Regions from separate parts of the Homo sapiens genome. Here all the other regions are linked to region 2. The links are chromatin contacts, found by Hi-C or POLR2A ChIA-PET in ENCODE. All regions are on one chromosome and are shown on one strand. Each heading gives the region's core, a stretch centred on a gene start or an enhancer-like site at or near the end of the contact. The rest is flanking DNA. Distances are from core to core; before and after follow the strand shown. Region 1 overlaps LYRM4 (LYR motif containing 4). Region 2 holds the start of PRP4K (pre-mRNA processing factor kinase PRP4K). Region 3 holds the start of GMDS (GDP-mannose 4,6-dehydratase). Region 4 has its middle 8.7 kb from the start of MIR4645. Region 5 overlaps LYRM4 (LYR motif containing 4).

Region 1 (3,656 bases), core at 755-3,254, 1.2 Mb before region 2:
TTTGGAGTATTAAAACAAGTATCTTCCTGTGGACAACACTACTCATTTGTAATTATGTGATGGGAAGCTTGGGGAAATGTACAGGAGCTTTCAGAACTTATACTTCTGCCTCATGCCATTGTAGATGAAATTATATACTCACACTTTTAGAAATCTGAGATACACATTCACCAAAACTTTTAACCACTGTGAAAGAAACAGATAATCAGCTGTCATTATCCTTGTGTTCAAGATGAAGACCGAAACTTCATTTTCAAAGGTAACTCTGTCAGATCATAACATAAGCACACTTCCTTCAGTGCTTCAGGCCTCAGTAACAGCCAAGACTTATTTCTAAACCACACTGCTCATCAGGGTGCAGTCTATGAAAACTGCCCAGGAAACCTCCTTCCCATTGGTTCCTGAGGAGGGGAGGAACGGACAGCAGACAGGTGAGTACTCAATTTGATTATCTCAGGTAAAGCTTAGAACCCAGCAAAGGCTAACAGACAGTATCACTGGTAGCACCAAAGAAGCCATTTCAGATAATTTCTTAGTATTCCGTAGGCCTTAGTATACCAACAATCTGTTTCTACCACCTTAAAATTTAATAGCGTAGGCCAGGCACGGTGGCTCATGCCTGTAATCCCAGCACTTTGGGAGGCTGAGGCGGGTGGATCATGAGGTCAGGAGTTCAAGACCAGCCTGGCTAATATGGTGAAACCCCATCTCTACTAAAAATACAAAAATTAGCCAGGCATGGTGGCACATGCTTGTAGTCCCAGCCACTTGGGAGGCTGAGGCAGAAGTATAGTTTGAACCCGGGAGGCAGAGGTTACAGTGAGCTGAGATCACGCCACTGCACTCCAGCCTGGGCAATAGAGCGAGACTCTGTCTCAAAAAAAAAAAAAAATTAATAGCGTAATACAACCACCATTTTTGTTATAACTCACAGATTATCTGGGCCGGGAATGCTGATAGTGCACATGCTATCAGCCATAGCTGGGAAGACTGTAACACTGGGTGTACTCAAATGGCTGGGGTTTGGAATCACCCGGAGACAGGTCTGGTGCCTAGGCCAGGATCAGCAGCAGCTGTAGAGCAGAATGTCTGTGTGGCCGGGGCTTCCTCACATCGTGGTAGCCTCAGAGCAGTGCGACTTCCTACTTGGTGGGCAGAACTGCAGAGGAGAGTGTTCTGGAGGACAGAGCAGAGCTGTGTGGCCTTTTGTGAAACAGCCTTGGAAATATGTAGTTTCATTTCTGCCATATTTTTTTGGTCAAAGGAGTCACAGGCTCAGATTCAAAGTGTGGGAACATAGACCCCCGATTCTCAATGGCAGGGGTGTCACAAAATGTGTGACCCTGTTTTAAAACCACCACAGGCCCCCTCTCCTTAGTATTCCACTGGCCCTTTATCCTGGAAACCTCAGGAAATGGTTTTTCCTGATTTTCTTCTTTAATTCTCCTCTCCCATCCCTTCCTCAATCCAGTTCAAGGATAAGGGCCTAGAACTCCACCTGTGTCCTATTCCCTCTTGAATCCACAGGTCGAGCAGGAAAGTGAAGGATGAGGCTGGCATGTGTAGAAGTGCCAGTGGAGGGCGCTGTGGCTGACTAGAAGGCCTCTACGTTTTAAAGGACAGCTGTTCCAAACGGAGGTGGGAATGAAGTCCTTGTGTTTCCAGATTTCCCATTTTAATGTGAAATTAGATATTGAAATATTGCTTCATAATGTTTTAAAAGCATACCATGAGATCTGGGTTTATGCTCTTGTCTATGCACTGGCTCTGAGCCCCTCTTTGAAAGACCCAGAACTCATAAAACAAGGCATTATTTAAGATTGCACATTTATGTTTATCCCCAGAAATTTCCACATTGGGGTCTGGAATGCCATTGCTTCTTTAAATACTACTTACTTTAAATCATATTTGCAAAGAATTCTTGTAACTGAGAATCTAGGCGCTCAATAAATAGACCGCATCCTTCCTTCATCTGCACATGAATGGCAGCATTTTGTGCATTAATTACGTGTGTGATGTGTCTAAGCTGAATTGGCTGAGGAGCAGAACTTTAATGATTAGCTGTATAAAACTGAAAGAGAGCTTCAATTTTGACGTTAAGCCTTGCTTATCTTTTATATTCTCAGCCTTTCTCGACGTTTGTTAGAATTTAAACTTGTCCTAAGCATGACAACATCTGTTCAAAAGAGAGGGGGGATAATATATGTTTATATATACACACCTTAATTTAGTATTGGGGACCTTCCAGTTACCAATTATAAGTGTAAAGACTAAATAAAAGTTATAGAAAATTAGACAAAATAAACAGTGACCAAGAGAAGATTTAAGAAATCTGAAGCTAAAGATTTATTTTTCTGCCTGCCCTCCTTGAAGTAACCATTAAGTTTATAAATAGCCTCCTTCCTCTGAGAAGAAAGGTCCTAGTGACACCAAACAGGATGCGACGCGCTGAGTACTCTCCCCTTTCATTTTGAAACTCGAGCTTTTGTGAAGACTATCATTGTGCATCCGTCTGTCTCTCCTCATTACCACTTCTGGTTGGAGCCGGAAGCAGGACAGATGCATATAGTCCTCATTTCAACCACAGGAATTGACTTTAAAGGTGACACTGTCCTTAGTAACACAGCTGATGCCCTGTAGGGGTAAAATTAGTTGTGTTTTCTCTGTGCAGGTGAAATTTTAATGAATTTTTTGATACTCTGTAGAGCATTCACTGCAAAATGCGTTGTAAGCTCTAAACACCAACAGCTGATTGTGAAAGACTCTTTATTTTTTCTTTGCCCTAACTTAAAAAAAAACAGAGAATGTTTCCAGAGAATCTACTAAGGAAAACATCAGGTCTGACAACAAAAGAGAACTGAGAGAGCGAAGAGGAGGCAGCTTTCTGCACTTTGCACACTGGGTTGCAGTTCTCACAGAATCCTGGGGCTCAGGACAAAATGGAAGCTTCCTCCTTGGACCTGCATTTACCCCAGGCCTCGAAACAAAGCCCCCCAGTCTATAGTTTCCAGTGTCACTTCACAGATCTTTTCATACCACAGCAACCCATACTGCCAGGAATCTGCCTGTTGTCTCCAGCACAGCTTCCTATTGAAAGCAACTCTATGTCTAACCTGCCTTAAAGCAGGTTACGGCTATATTTTAAAACCCACCGCATTAATTCAGGACATATCTTTTTATCAAATGGATTTCTCTTCTGCATACATATTTAAACATGAGCCGTACACTCAGAGCAATGGACTGTTTTATGAAAGGTGATTAGCATATAGTACTCAATCAAAGAATTTGTAAATGAAAAAAGTTGAAAATATGAAATATTGATCACTGGGGTACTCATTAACTGTTCAAAAGCATAATTTAGTTGAATTTCAAATGTGTTAATGTAGGATATCATTCATAGAAAAGAAAAGGATTGTAATTTTACACATCATGTTTAACTTTTTAAAGTGTGGCATCTTTAATGCAGGTATTTGTTCTTAGAACTCTTATTGTATGACTGATTCAGACTTCGTGATTCATTAGCCCTACAAATCTCGAGAACATACATGAATGTGCTCATACAGAGGTTAGAAACTTGGGCTAGCTCAAGGGTAGCCTAAGAGAATATTGGAGACAGAAGGTTCTCATTCCTTGAGCAGTGCTCAGAGCATAGCTCC
Region 2 (3,911 bases), core at 563-3,062:
ACTACTGAAAGTGAGACATATACAGACCAAATATTCCATTTACACCAAGTGCTCTGTGGGGAAGGGAAGGGAAATTAAAGATTATCTCTGTTACTCATACAGCAGAGGCCTAAATATGTATTTTTGAAATTATTAAGTCTAATATTATTTGAATACAGTATGTGAATAAACTATGGCTGACCCACTCCTGGAAATGAATCTGAAACATCCCTAAAATCAAATAAATGGACATAATATTACAGAACTTTTCAGATTAGTAGAAAATGTAACCACATAGCATGAGATCTGCACGGTACTGGCATAAACACTGTAATTGTGCCACACAATGAACTTGGTGAGAAACAGTAAGAGGTTAAAGCTAATTTAAAACTTCAGAATCCATTTGTTCTCTGCTAAGTCAAATTGTAAAAATAATACAGCAGTTTTGAAAAGCCCTTAATTAAAAATTCCGTTTCTCTGCCTAGCTGAGTAATGCAGATGATTGAGGAGCCCAAAACTGGATGCACAGCAATTAAGTGTCAGGTTGTCTGGTGGCAAAGATTTCTTCTATCGCTCAGTCACAAGTTGCTGGGAGACTATACCTCTTTCTAAGATGGCTGGAAACAGATCAGACAGTGCAGATGCAAAAAAAAACAAAAAACAAAACAAAAAAAAAAAACGGTCGCTATAGGAACATTGCCGTAAAATCCATTCTCTCTGTTAAGGTTCTTGTTTGAGTTTTCCTAACATAGACATGAACAGCAAAATACTGCTTTAAGTTAACCAATGGTTAACCTTTGCAGCATACACTCGTATTTTTTTTTTTTTCATTTTTCATTTGGCCGCATGGATTCTTAATGTTAGCTTAATTATAGACATAAAGTGGTTTGGCAGTAGCTAGCAATTCCCACTACTCCTTCCACTCGTCCTCCTAAAGAAGGGTTATAAACTCAGGCAAAAAAAAAAAAAAAAAAAAAATGCCAGGCCTCAAAACCAAAGACTCTATCTTACTTTGCCTCAAGTTTGCAAGTTGGTAAAAAAGCTGCCGGTAGGCACTCAAAACAAAACAAAACAATACTGGGTGACTGCTGGACTAAAGAGTACAAGGTGACGAGATCAAGTATCCCGCTAGCCACAGACTAGCTCTGGGATGGCCAGAGAGTGTGACCCCAGCACCTCCGCTCTCTGCTTTCAGGTCCTAAACTGACACCAGTAAAAGGACGACTGGGGGTACCGCATGAGGAAGAAAAGACTTAGGGCTTGGCCCGCCTGCTGCCACTGACCCTCGTGTCCCCAACACAGATGCCGCTAAGAGCTGCGGCCAGGGAGCTCAGATGGGTCCCCAAAAGAGGCATAGGAAAGCGCGACCTCACTGCCGCGGCAGCCGCCACGCGCACCGGACCTGTAGAGGCCGCTCGCGCCTACGCCTCCCGGGGCAACGACGCGCGGCAGGCCGCGGCCGCCTTCACCCCAGCAGCCACGGCCTCTGGGAGAAGGAAGCTCGAAGGCCGCCTGCTCCCCATGCCTCCCACCCCACAACGAATCGCGCCGGAAAAAGCAAAGTTTGACTCTCGCCGTTAGGCCCGAACTTTCCCGCCACCCCGTGCAGCTCCCACTCGGCAGTCCCCGGGCTCCAGCTTCTGGCCCACTCACAGAGACTACTTACTCTGGCTGCTCCCGTAGCGACTGGGTCTCCGCGGCGGCCATCTTGAACTTCCTGACTCCTCGGCGGCGGTGGCGGCGGCTCCCGGACGGTGGAGGGTAGGGGAAGTGGAGGAAGAAGGAAAAGAGCTGCCGCGCATGTGCCGACCGTGTAGGGAAGAGCTGGGTTCTGAGTCCGCGCTAAGAATCCGGATATAAAACCCCACGTCCCGGGACTAGCGCAGGGCGTAGTGTCGCAGCTTCCGGGAGCATGGTGGGCGGTGCTGCTAAGGATTGAGGTCGAGTGTCAAGCTTGAGCTCTTCAGTCAATGCTAGAAATGGACGTTTAGTTATTGAATCCCGCTAACGAGGGGAGCCAACAAGAGAGGGATGTCGGCATCGGGTGTGCGGTTCCAAGAACTGATTGGCTGTGGAGATTAGAAGTTAGGTGAAAATTCTCTTAAACTCGGGCAAACGAATTGATGATTTTTCCCCTGGTCGGTGTTAGAGACACAGTAAATGCTTAACCATCTCGCTAGACAGCTCAACTGAAGTGGCATTAACTTCCCGGGAAAGTGTGTAGAAAGGCATTTTTAAATACTGTAAACTCGAACGTAAATATCTTTTAATGTGGAACTGTTACTACATTTAACACTGAACATCTTTTCAACTTTTACATAGTTCAAGGGTGACACGATTCAGTTCGTTATTTCCGTAATTGGAACGTGTAATGTTTTTTGGCCCAAGTTGCGTTATGTGATTTTGTTTTCTTCTATAACGACTCTACAGTAATGGGGTAGAATGGAATATTGTGGGGAAAACATTTACTGGCTCTTGGAGAACTCTCAAAACCAATTAGGTTCTTTAATTCCTCTTTAAAAAAATATTTCTCGCCTGGCGCTGTGGCTCACCCCTGTAATCCCAGCACCTTGGGAGGCCGAGGCGGGCGGATCACCTGAGGCCAGGATTTGGAGACCAGCCTGGCCAACATGGTGAAACCCCGTCTCTATTAAAAATACAAAAAATTAGCTGGGCGTGGTGGCGCTCGCCTATAATCCCAGCTACTCCGGAGGCTGAGGCAGGAGAATCGCTTGAACCCGAGAGGCGGAGTTTGCACTGAGATCACGCCACTGCACTCCAGCCTGGGCGACAGAGCAAGATTCCATCTCAAAAAAAAAAAAAAAATTATCCATACTTTGGAACCTGGAAGCAGCGTGACGATCACTTTCATTCTTGTAATCATCTGAGTTTGCCTTTGTCCTAGAAAATTGAGTTCGGAATCTCCAGACTCCATACATATCTCTTGATTTCCAGGGGAGAAGGGTTTTAAATGTTCTTACAAAATGTCTCTTGTTGCCTGAATTCCAAACGTTTTGAAATGTTAGGGCCGGGCGCGGTGGCTCACGCCTGCAATCCTCTAGCACTTTGGGAGGCCGAGGCGGGCGGATTGCCTGAACTCAAGAGTTCGAGTCCAGCCTGGCCAACATAGCGAAACTCCGTCTCTGCTAAAAATACAAAAAATTAGCCGGCGTGGTGGCGCCTGTAGTCTCAGCTACTCGGGAGGCTGAGGCAAGAGAATCGCTTGAACCCGGGAGGCCGAGATCGCGCCATTGCACTCCAGCCTGGGCAACAAAAGCAAAAACGCCGTCTCAAATAAATAAATGAAATAAACTTAGTAAACTATTTTTAAATAATGTTAAAATTAACGGTGTACGTAGTAGAACTGTGAGAGATCTCATCTTGGAAATAGAGTGATATACTTGAAGGCAAGAGATTGGGTCAGGTACTATTAACACGTTTTACACATGAACAAACCGACACTAAGAGGTAAGGTAATTTGCTTATGATTGAGTTCCCAAGTACAAAGCTGATTTTTGAACTAAAATCTGACTCGAAAATCTGCTCTTTTCTTATCAGGCTGCTTCCTACAAAAATATAACCTCGCTTAGCATCTGCTTGTTAAGCATCCACCCTCACAGCTCTTTGGCATTCAAATGTTTGTTGAGTAGGGGTAATAGAGCACTACGTTCGAATCAGAAAATGCCTTATTTTTCCTTGCTTGCAAGAGCCTATTATAAATAAATGCCTTGTTTTCGCTGTGTCTCTTTCTTGTTGTCGAGAGCTCAGGCTGGTCTTAATTTCTGCAACCATAGTATTATCTCCCAGGTCTCCTTCTGCCCTGTGTATTTTGCAGTTATGCTTTATGTGGAGATGAAGCATCCTAAGTGTGGAGAACGATATATGGGGCCCGAACAATAGGTGCTGAAGCCAGATTGTGTGACTAAAGTTGG
Region 3 (3,624 bases), core at 1-2,500, 1.8 Mb after region 2:
CCCGTATATTTCACAGACATTTCTAGCTTATAGCATGTTCCTCTCAATGGAAGTGTTCCCTCTCCTCAGCTTCAGGGTCTCTTCATCACTCAGAGGCACCATCAGATGTTTGTTGAGCCATTCTCCTCATAGAACGCAGAGGAGAGGCCAGGTGTGAAACCAGACCAGTCTATCTATAGCTAAGAAATATTCCTAACGGACCTCGAGGAGCGCGAGAGGGAGGTTTTAAATGTAATCCTGAGCTTTTCTGATTTTGGGGTTCCAGGTCTGCTATACATACTCTTGCACGTTATATTGGGCACAGCCCTAGTAACTCTGTGATTTGAAATGATGATCTGAAGTTATCGATTAGGGAGAGGAATGTGGACAGAGAAGCAGAGCAACGGAGACCGGGAAGTTTCCGTCTGTGTCCTGGATTGCAGCCAACTGCTTAGGCACACACACCTGCTGCCCTCCCGGCTCTGAGTCACCTCCTCTCCTCTCCCTGTCCAACGAGCAGCTGCCAAATGGCAGCCAAATCCAACAGATGTAAGCCGGGACCCCACCTGTGTTTGAATTACTTTCTTTGAAATCTGCCACGTCCAGGTTTATTGACCCGGGCAGTCTTTTCAACATTTCCTTATGCCGCATACGGGTGGGGCTAGGGACTTTCTTGTGCACTGGCAGTCCTCAGAAGAGAAAACTTTGAATTCAGCTATTTGGAACCTCGTTACTGGTTCCGAGCCTCAGGAAAGGCCAGAAGAGCGAGAGCCAGCCTAGTTAGTCACTCCCACATCTGTGACCCCCGTTTACGGGCCTTGTACGCTACTGCCCTTCAGGTACCATAAACCGGGCTTCTCAAAGGGCACTGCAACAGGTTTCCAGGAATTATTTATCAAAGTCCATGACCCCGGCCCTGTGACCCCTGGGTTTGAAAATTCAGACCTTCAGCCTAACGGAGAGGTCGGCTCAGCGTTCCTCCCAGCATCCTCGGGCGATATTAGGGTCCTGGGAGATTCGGGAGGCCACTGCGTCCAGGCCCCCCACGGCCAGCCAGGCGAGAGGCGGGACGCGAAGCCGCGGCCTCCTTCCTCTTCCCTGAGGCGGTGGCGGCGGCAGGCCCCGCCCCTCCCGCGCGGTGGCCGTCGGCGGAGGGGCGGGGCCTGCTACAGCGTCGCCGGCTGACGCGAATGACGCTGCGCCAGTCAGGCCGCAGCCCCGCTGCTTGGCCCGTCGGGCCCGCCTTGGCCGGCTCGGCCCGCCCCCGGCCCTCCCTGCACGGCCTCCCGTGCGCCCCTGTCAGACTGTGGCGGCCGGTCGCGCGGTGCGCTCTCCCTCCCTGCCCGCAGCCTGGAGAGGCGCTTCGTGCTGCACACCCCCGCGTTCCTGCCGGCACCGCGCCTGCCCTCTGCCGCGCTCCGCCCTGCCGCCGACCGCACGCCCGCCGCGGGACATGGCACACGCACCGGCACGCTGCCCCAGCGCCCGGGGCTCCGGGGACGGCGAGATGGGCAAGCCCAGGAACGTGGCGCTCATCACCGGTATCACAGGCCAGGTGAGTGCGGGGGCGGGGGCGCGCCGGCCGAGGCAGCCTGGGCACGCGTGCTCTCCCTACGCGCCGCTACTCGTGGGCTGCGGTCTCTCCAGGAACAGCCCTCTCGGCGTCCCGGAAGGGGTCTGCTGCCGGGAGGTGGGACGGAAGGTACGGTGCAGTTAGTGTGTTGCGTGTGGGGTGTGCGGGATACATCGAGCGCCTCTGGTCTTTCTCTGGGGGCTGTGAGCGTGTGTGCCGCGCGGGATGTCGCGCTCACACCCGGGCAGGACCGCCCGCTCTCACCTGCCCCTCAGGTGACCGCAGCGTCTCTTCCTCCAAGCCCATGTCGTGCTTCGCAGCTCCTAGTGCCGGAAAGGGAAAAGAACCGGTGATCAATGAACTTGCGGGTGAGGTCTTCTTGATGTGTCTCGGCTCAAGGGGCGCTTACCTGCTAACGTTTGGGAAGCAAGAAAAAGGGTGCTTTGCTGGTTTCGTCCCCTATCACCGGATTTCCAGATAGAAAAGAGAACATGAAAGAAAGTAATGCTGTGGAGTCACCTACTAGGACATGTTTAGGAAAAAGAACTTAAAAAACTTTTTAAAATCACGCCAACTTCTGAGATTCAGGTTGACACATTTGGAAGTGTATCCGAGGCACACTGGTCCAAAAGTGCGGCTAGTTCCATTTTCAAAGGAATAAGTTCGTCGAGTAAGGTAATCAAGAGGAGGTCTTCGGAATGTCTCAGGCTAAGCATGGCTGGTTTGTGAGGGTCGCCTCTTAGAGGTGTTGCAGTAGGTGGGATCCGACCGCTGTGTCTTACCAAGCTGTGCTGTTTTAGATTCAGTGGTCATGAAGTAATCGTGCCCACATATTGCTGTAGAAAGAATGTGATGTGTGTGCTCCTGGGTATCTCTGGGTGGTGGCCAATATAACACTGAGATAAAGGTGATAATGGCTAATACATATTGTGTCTATCATGTTCCAGTCGCTTGCCTAACATTAACTCATTTAGTTCTCATAACAAACTCTTTGAGGAGGTACTTTTATTATCTCTATATATGTGGAAACTGAGGCATGGGAGTTTGATTTGCCTGAGGTTAAACCGCTGGGAAGTGTCCAGTTGGTATTGAAACCACTCTCAAAGTTCTCTAGTGTTAGAAAGGGCTAAGTGGGCAGGAGGCAGCGGCTCATACTTGAAATCTCAGCACTTCGGTGTGCAGAGGTGGAAGGATTGCTCGAGGTGAGGCCAGGAGTTTGAGACCAGCCTGGGCAACATATTGAGACGTTGTCTCTACAAAAAAATTTAAAAAATGAGGCAGGCATGTTGGTGCTCACCTGTAGTGCTAGCTACTCAGGAGGCTGAGGCAGGAGGATCACTTGAGTCCGGGAGTCTGAGGCTGCTGCAGTGAGCAATGATGGTACCACTGTACTCCAGCCTGGGGCAAGAGAGTGAGATCCTGCCTCAAAAAAAAAAAAAAAAAAAAAAAAAAAAAAAAAGAAGGAGAAGTTGAAATTGGCCAGATGCACAGTCACAGAATATTACACAATTTCAAGTATTGAATACCTGATTTACTGCTGGTTATTCATGCATCTTGCTTTGCTTAAGGTAATCATAATAGACAAGAGTTTGAAAACTAGTAAGAGGTGGATCTGAGTTTGAAAACTAGTAAGAGGGCAAGGATCTGAGGTTGAGAAATTGAATCCTTGAATTGAGGCAGTAAGACAGGTCAGGGCCTACATACTGTCCTCCCCCTTCTCTTTGTTTTCTAATGCTGGGACCTTTCTGCAGATGATTCCCTTTTTTCCATTTTGTCAGACTGGACCTGAAGCTCAAATGTTTACCAAGTTTACCTAATCTCTGGAAAGTAGAGATTTTATTTTAGTATTGTCCGGAAATTAGTTAAGATTAACATCTTAACTAATGTGCTGTGTTGGTGTGGCCTATACCAATTTACACGACCAGCAGTATGAATCAGTGCAGATTAGAAATGGAACCTAATTTTGACTTTTAAGAGCAGTCATTTGGCTGGAACTGAGTGGCCAGGAAGGTATGGAAGTGGGCCCCCACTCTAGTTTGTCCTGCAGCCTGTCATGGGAGTCTACCTGAAGC
Region 4 (2,500 bases), core at 1-2,500, 1.2 Mb after region 2:
GGAGTGATCCTGTATTCAGTGTGTCAAGTCCACCTCCCCTTGGGGAGCCTTAAGAAGCCTCAGCCTGGGGGGATCATGTATGGCCTTCCTCCTAGGAGATGTGTTTGGATGATTAAATCCACGAGTGTATCTCAGTCCTTGGTGCAATGCCTGGGGCCGGATAGGTCCAGCGAGGTTGGATGTCGGCATGTAATCCCAGATACCCCACCTTCCACAGCTGTGCATCAGTGTTTCAAAGGAAAGTGATCTACACAGTTTTATTAAATAAACAACAGCAGCAACTTGTGTGTGGGGTAGGGAGTCTTAAAATCAGCAAGGTAAGGATAGAACGATGTCTCCATGTCTATCTGTGCAGAAACTGTCTTGAAACACTAGGACACTGTCATGGGCTGGATTGGGTTGTTCTTCACTCCCCTCAATTCATATGTTAAATTCCTAACCTCCAGTATCTTGGAATGTGACTGTATTTGGAGACAGGGTTTTTACAGGGGTAATTAAGGCAAAATGAGGTCATTAGGTCACCCAATATGACTGGCGTCCTTATAAAAGGGTTAATTTGGACACGGACACATACAGAGGGAAAACACTAAAGAGCTATAGAGAGAGGAGGGCCATCTGCAAGTTAAGGAGGGAGGCCTGGAACATATTCTCCCTCTGAGTCCCAAGAAGGAACCCACCTTACTGACACCTTGATCTTAGACTTTCAGCCCTCAGAAATGAGACAATAAATACCTTTCTGTTGTTTAAGCTGCCCAGCCTAAAGTACTTTGTTATGTATGGCAGCCCTAGACAGTTAATACAAATATTAATATCAACAATTCGTCACAATGATTCCTTTTGGGTTTTTAAATGCAAATGAGTGCCTAAACACCAGAGATGATTTTCTCTTTAGCTGAATCATGTGAGTATTCTGAGTCAAGTTTATATTTTTAATAAGTTAAAACATTTTGCCTTCCCCTTTCCGTCATCTGGTTGTGGTCATCTGATTTGAATAACATCTGCTTTCTTTTAGAATGAGAACAAAGCCGTTACACTCATATATAAAATACCTTCTCACCACCTGTTTTGGGGGATTAATGGTAGTTTAAAAATTAAGTGCAACTCAAGTTGTGGCCAAGCAAGGCCGACTGACTTCCTGAGATGTTAGGATCCTGTTCTTGGGGCCACCTCATTTGTTTGCATGGCTCCAGGGGACACCTTTCACATTGGGTATGACTGGAGCATCATCCTTGAAGGTGGGTGACTCTGCAGCCCTGCCTACCCTCTGGTGACATCTGAAGTGTTGTTGACATCAGCTTTAATTCAGAGGAACTCTACACAAATGTCTTGGGTACTCCTGTGTGCTGAATACTGTGGGAAGACCATTCTTCAAGGACTTTATGATCCACTCCAAAGGTGGAAAGGCAAGCCCACCTTCAATATGACATAGAACATGGTAACAAAATAGATGTGTAAAGCACTTTTGCTACTTAGAAACACTTTAGATCCATTTGACTATTTGATTTTTTCTAGCTTTCTTGAGGTATAGTTGACAAACAAAAATTGTATACATTTGCAATGTACAATGTGATGTTTTGATATATGTCTTAGTCCATTTTGTGCTGCTATAACAGAATACCACAGACTAGGTAATTTATAAAGAACAGAAATTTATTTCCTCACAGTTCTGGAGGCAGGGAATCCAAGATTGAGGGTCTGGCATCTGGTGAAGGCCTTCTTGCTGCCTCGTCCCATGGTGGAAGGTGGAAGGCAAGAGAGGATGAGAGACAAAAGAAGGCCCAAATTGTCCTTTTATAAGGAATCCACTCCCCAGATAAATGCATTAATCCATTCATATGGGCAGAGCCCTCATGATCTGATCACCTCTTAAAGGTCTCACCTCTTAATACTGTTACAGTGGTAATTAAATTTCAACATGAGTTTGGGAGGGAACAAACATTTAAACCATAAATACAGATACATTGTGAAATGATCACCATAGTCAAGCAAATTAACATATCCTCCACATTTACTTATCATTTGTGTATGTGATGAGAACATTCAGGATCTACTCTTAGCACATCTCAAGCATACATTCTCATGAACTTTCATAGCCATGCTGTACCTTAGATTTCCAAAATGTGTTAACTTTGAGTACCTTAAACTTTTTGAGGTAGTCTGTCACGCAGGCTGAAATGCAGTGGTGTGATCTCAGCTCACTGCTACCTCCCCCACCTGTGTTCAACTTATCTTTCCACTTCAGCCACTCAAAGTACTGAGATTACAGGTGTGAGCCAGAATGCTCAACCCATAATTCAAACTTTATACCCTTTTGTGACCGGGAATTGGTGGGGTTTTGGTCTCACTGACTTCAAGAACAAAACCGCAGACCCTCATGATGTGTTATAGCACTTAAGGTGGCACATCTGGAGTCTGTCCTTTATTGATGTTCAGATGTATTTGGAGTTTTTTTTTTCTGGTGGGTTCACGGTCTTGCTGGCTCAGGAGGCAAGCTGCAGAC
Region 5 (3,844 bases), core at 950-3,449, 1.1 Mb before region 2:
CTCCACAGTCCCGGGAGCGATCCGCACCCTCCACAGCCCCGGGAGCGATCCGCACCCTCCACAGCCCCGGGAGCGATCCGCACCCTCCACAGCCCCGGGAGCGATCCGCACCCTCCACAGTCCCGGGAGTGATCCGCACCCTCCACAGTCCCAGGAGTGAACCGCACCCTCCACAGCCCTAGGAGTGCCGTTACCAAGGGAGAGGAAGGAGAAGGAATAGGGATGAGATCTCTTAAATAGACATTTGATGACATTTTCCCCAATTTGTTAGTTGCAATGACGAAGACTTTTTGCTGTTTAACCTGTTATTATGGAAAAATGTGAAAATATACAAAAGTATGTAGAATTGTCAAATGAGTCCTGTGTATCCATCACCCATCTTTAAGAGTTAGATACTCTGTAATATCAATAGATGGTATTTTTCATCCTTACGCCTACCCATGCTCTCCCGTATTGTTTTGAGAAACTGTGTATTCGTTTTCATATTAAACTATTTTGGTACATATCTGAAAAGATGATTCTTTTTAAAACATAGCTATGATACCGTTATCATAACTAACAAAATAATGCTAATTCCTTAATATCATCAAATACAAAGTGTTTAAATTTTAATGTCTCACAAATATCACCAATCTTCAAACTGGGTGATCTGTCTGTAATCTGTCTTTAAAAGAAATCTATAGGCCCCATCTGTATCTTTTTTTCTTCCTTGCTCTTCTTTTTCCTTATAATTTATTTGCTGAAGAAGTCAGTTCTTTTGTCTGGATTTTGCTGATTTTATCTTGGTTTTCTTGCTTATCTTACATAAAAACTGAAAGCTCTATCTTAACCAACTAGGTTCTTAGCCTTGGCCAGACATTACACTCACCTGGGAAGCTTGTAAAATCCTGACATGTGTGGAAAGCAGCTTGTCACTTCCTCAATAAGTTAAACATAGAATTACCATATGACCCAGCAATTTCACTCCAAAAGAATGGAAACAGGTTCAGACACAGTCTTGTATTCGTATGTTCACAGCAGCACTATTTTCAATAGCCAAAAGATGGAAACAACCCAAATATCCTTCAGCTGAGGAAAGGGTCAACAATATGTGGTATTTCCACGCAATGGAATATTATTCATCCTTAGAAGTCACAAAGTACTCATGCGTGTTTACAACCTGGATGAACCTTGAAAACACTGCGGTAAATGAAAGAAGCCTGACACAAAAGCCACATATTATATGATTTCATCTGCATGTCTACGGAAACCCATAGAAACAGAACATAGATTAGTGGTTGCCAGAGGCTGGGAAAATAAGAAAACAGGGAGGGGCTGCTTAATGAGTATGGGGTTTCCTTTTGGGGGTGATGAAAATTTCCAGAACTAAATAGTGTTGATGATTGTACAGTTATGAAGGTACTTAATACCACTGAATTACGCACTTTGAAGTGGTTTAAATGATTTTATGTTATGTGAACTTTACCACAATTTTTTATAATTCTGATGTATAAAAACACCCCAGACCAAGTAATTAATAATCTCTTAAGTGTGACCCGAGCATCAGAATATTCTAAAGCCCTCCAAGGGATGCCAGTGTACACGCAAGGTTTGGAATCATTGACAGAGGCTGGACGGGTCAGGATCGTGTCTTTGGAGCCTTCCTCACAGGTGGTGGTGGCGTGCTAGATTTAAGCCCGTGCAAGTTTGCTTCTGTATTCTAAAGGATAACTATGTCTTTTGCACTCCTGTCAGACAGCAGACGCTGTCAGGAATCTGCTGCCTACAGTCACAAAAAATGTTCTCTCCTTTTTTAGAAAATAAAATTTAGGAAAACCTAAGAAGAAAACGATCGATCATCTTGATTTTGCTTTTATGTGAGAGGAAAGAGCCCTCTGTTTCTAGCTACCATATAGATGTGTAAAACAGTGCCACCCATAGCCTCACCCGTGAGATGGCAGCACGGGGACAAGTGGCCCTCAGGCTGCCCAGCACACACACCCTGCCCAACACAACAACAGTAACAAAAAGAGACAAAGTAACCAGTCCTGATTCCTTGGGGAGGCGGGCGAACCTTCTCTAGTCATCTTTGTCCTGCAGTGGCTGGTGCTGCCGTCATACCCGTAGAATCTCAGCAGTGCGTGCTTCCCTACCCTGGGAAGGAAATGTCATTTCCTTGCAAGACTCACTTCTCATGAGCACTGATAGGCCACAGCTGCTGCTGGCTCTGCAGCCTTGGCAGAGTTGCAAATAGGTTAAACGGAGATGGGAGTTCTAGTTCTCTTTTGCTTCAGCCAGCTTCCTTTTCTGGCTAAATCTGAGTAAACTCAAAAGAAACTGGGCAAGGGGTTTACGGCTCCCCATGGTGCTTCACAAAGGTAAGTTCCACTTATGTGATCCAAGAGGTGGTTGGCTTGTGATTTTCTTTGCTCAGCATTACTCGTTAATATCCTGAACTCACATTTCTGAAAACAACTGTAGCTGAGATGTGCTCCTGGAGCAGAACTACAAATTAAACTTGGAAATCAAACCTCCCACTTTCACTCTCAGCCTTTTGTAGCACAGGCTGGGTACTCTTCTCTTTGAAAGCATGGGATTTTCGTTTAAAATGTTAATTAGAAAGAATAGAAGACATTCTTTCAGAGGAGGTGTGTTGTAGTTTCTGTTTTTGTTTTTGTTTTTTTTAAGTGCTAGATTTTGAAGTCAGAAGACCTAGAAAGGAGTATCTCAGCTCCATAATTCATTTACCAATTGTGCAGATGTACACAGGTTACTCAGTTTCTCTGGTTCCATATACTCATTCCTAAGGAAATATGAATATTATGTATTGCATAGGACAAGGGTAAAAACGGTGAGAAACTAAGTAAAGCATGTAAGCTTAGCACATGCCCAGTAAATGTCACTTTCCTAAATATGTATTGCTTATGTATTAAGCAAGTGATCCTCAAACTTAATCCCTGAGAGGCAGGGAGGTTAAGAGATGAGATGCAAAAATGCCCTTTTTCTTTTCTGTGGGCCTGTCCTGAAAGCAACAAGGAATTGGGTACGATCATGAAAACTTGCTTCGGGTTAAACCAAGTTAAAAGTTAGGATCTGCTGATATGTCTTGATCTGTCAACTGGGGATCCACGACTGCTTAAAGATAAAGGCGTAAGTCAGGGATAAAATAATGAAGCCAAGGCATATAATGATTGCCTCTCAATCGTGAGTTGTATCCTGCTGCTTCTTTTCACAAAACATATTTTCCAAGTCTTTAAATATTCTTCTATAATGTCGTTCTTAATGATTGCACAGTGAGGATACGGTACAGCAAAAAGCTATGGACAGCTCTGTGGCAGCTAATTTGAAAATCTAATAAAAAATAAATTAACCTGAGGAATAGAAAGCTTGAATAGACCAATTACCATAGAAGAGATTAAAATATCTACTGGTTTGAGCCTTTTCAGACTTTCTTTTGGCCTAGTCCTTGATGAATTTTTGTGAATGGCTTACAGACAATGTTTTCTTTGTTGTCTTTGGAGGGAGCTTTTTTGCAGGCACAATTTTCTTTTTTCTCTTTTAAGAGATGAGGTGTTGCTATGTTGGCCAAGTTGGTCTCAAACTCCTGGCCTCAAGTGATCCTCCTGCCTTTACCTCCCAAACTGCTGGGATTACAGGCGTGAGCCATTGCACCCAGCCAGACACAAATTTTTTTCATGTATTCTCTGAGATACATGTGTGTGTATTTAGTTTGTCCATTGTATTATTCAAATTCTCTGTGATTACCTTTTTAAGAGGAATATCAAAGCTCCCCACCATCATTTTGCCTTTGTCAGTTTCTCCTTTTATTTCTAATAATTCAGGTTTTATATACTTCGCTACAGTC

Evidence for each region. A loop is a pair of places that touch in the nucleus more often than their neighbours do. ChIA-PET counts read pairs that join two places held with the same protein, here RNA polymerase II (POLR2A). Pooled maps may share reads with other maps.
Region 1: a loop to region 2 is called in a map of naive thymus-derived CD4-positive, alpha-beta T cell, with 9 times the contacts of the local background. The contact joins the enhancer-like site here to the promoter of PRP4K in region 2. A Hi-C loop is called at or near these places in 1 of 168 maps with a recorded cell type or tissue (naive thymus-derived CD4-positive, alpha-beta T cell), 2 of 37 single-sample maps with no recorded cell type and 8 of 50 pooled maps.
Region 3: a loop to region 2 is called in a map of CD8-positive, alpha-beta T cell, with 9 times the contacts of the local background. The contact joins the promoter of GMDS here to the promoter of PRP4K in region 2. A Hi-C loop is called at or near these places in 3 of 168 maps with a recorded cell type or tissue (CD8-positive, alpha-beta T cell and naive thymus-derived CD4-positive, alpha-beta T cell), 1 of 37 single-sample maps with no recorded cell type and 12 of 50 pooled maps. POLR2A ChIA-PET finds 5 or more read pairs at or near these places in 1 of 52 experiments (Panc1).
Region 4: a loop to region 2 is called in a pooled map, with 5 times the contacts of the local background. The contact joins the enhancer-like site here to the promoter of PRP4K in region 2. A Hi-C loop is called at or near these places in 1 of 168 maps with a recorded cell type or tissue (naive thymus-derived CD4-positive, alpha-beta T cell), 3 of 37 single-sample maps with no recorded cell type and 11 of 50 pooled maps. POLR2A ChIA-PET finds 5 or more read pairs at or near these places in 2 of 52 experiments (PC-9 and activated CD4-positive, alpha-beta memory T cell).
Region 5: a loop to region 2 is called in a pooled map, with 2.5 times the contacts of the local background. The contact joins the enhancer-like site here to the promoter of PRP4K in region 2. A Hi-C loop is called at or near these places in 1 of 50 pooled maps. POLR2A ChIA-PET finds 5 or more read pairs at or near these places in 2 of 52 experiments (K562 and RWPE1).

The regions. Positions count from the first base shown.
Region 1 is chr6:5,173,304-5,176,959 of GRCh38, reverse strand. The region is part of intron 2 of LYRM4 (LYR motif containing 4); the gene reads left to right. The region is part of intron 3 of LYRM4-AS1 (LYRM4 antisense RNA 1); the gene reads right to left. Among named protein-coding and RNA genes, the nearest start is that of MIR3691, 27 kb to the right of the region's middle. Within about 2 kb of position 2,004, at least 9 of the 41 ENCODE cell types and tissues checked have a DNase peak (open chromatin) inside an H3K27ac peak, as active enhancers do.
Region 2 is chr6:4,019,201-4,023,111 of GRCh38, reverse strand. It overlaps PRP4K (pre-mRNA processing factor kinase PRP4K), which reads right to left and starts at 1,812. Exons shown (of 15, transcript NM_003913.5): 1 at 1,646-1,812. The coding sequence starts at 1,686. It overlaps LOC124901245 (a long non-coding RNA gene), which reads left to right and starts at 1,945. Exons shown (of 2, transcript XR_007059415.1): 1 at 1,945-3,911. RefSeq lists enhancers at 570-629, 1,672-1,981.
Region 3 is chr6:2,243,231-2,246,854 of GRCh38, reverse strand. It overlaps GMDS (GDP-mannose 4,6-dehydratase), which reads left to right and starts at 1,250. Exons shown (of 11, transcript NM_001500.4): 1 at 1,250-1,534. The coding sequence starts at 1,433. GMDS-DT (GMDS divergent transcript) reads right to left here and starts at 1,102. Exons shown (of 7, transcript NR_046229.1): 1 at 925-1,102. RefSeq lists a silencer at 978-1,607 and an enhancer at 1,108-1,608.
Region 4 is chr6:2,861,546-2,864,045 of GRCh38, reverse strand. It overlaps the pseudogene SERPINB9P1. Among named protein-coding and RNA genes, the nearest start is that of MIR4645, 8.7 kb to the right of the region's middle. RefSeq lists an enhancer at 1,012-1,341. Within about 2 kb of position 1,250, at least 8 of the 41 ENCODE cell types and tissues checked have a DNase peak (open chromatin) inside an H3K27ac peak, as active enhancers do.
Region 5 is chr6:5,131,231-5,135,074 of GRCh38, reverse strand. The region is part of intron 2 of LYRM4 (LYR motif containing 4); the gene reads left to right. The region is part of intron 3 of LYRM4-AS1 (LYRM4 antisense RNA 1); the gene reads right to left. Among named protein-coding and RNA genes, the nearest start is that of MIR3691, 15 kb to the left of the region's middle. Within about 2 kb of position 2,199, at least 18 of the 41 ENCODE cell types and tissues checked have a DNase peak (open chromatin) inside an H3K27ac peak, as active enhancers do.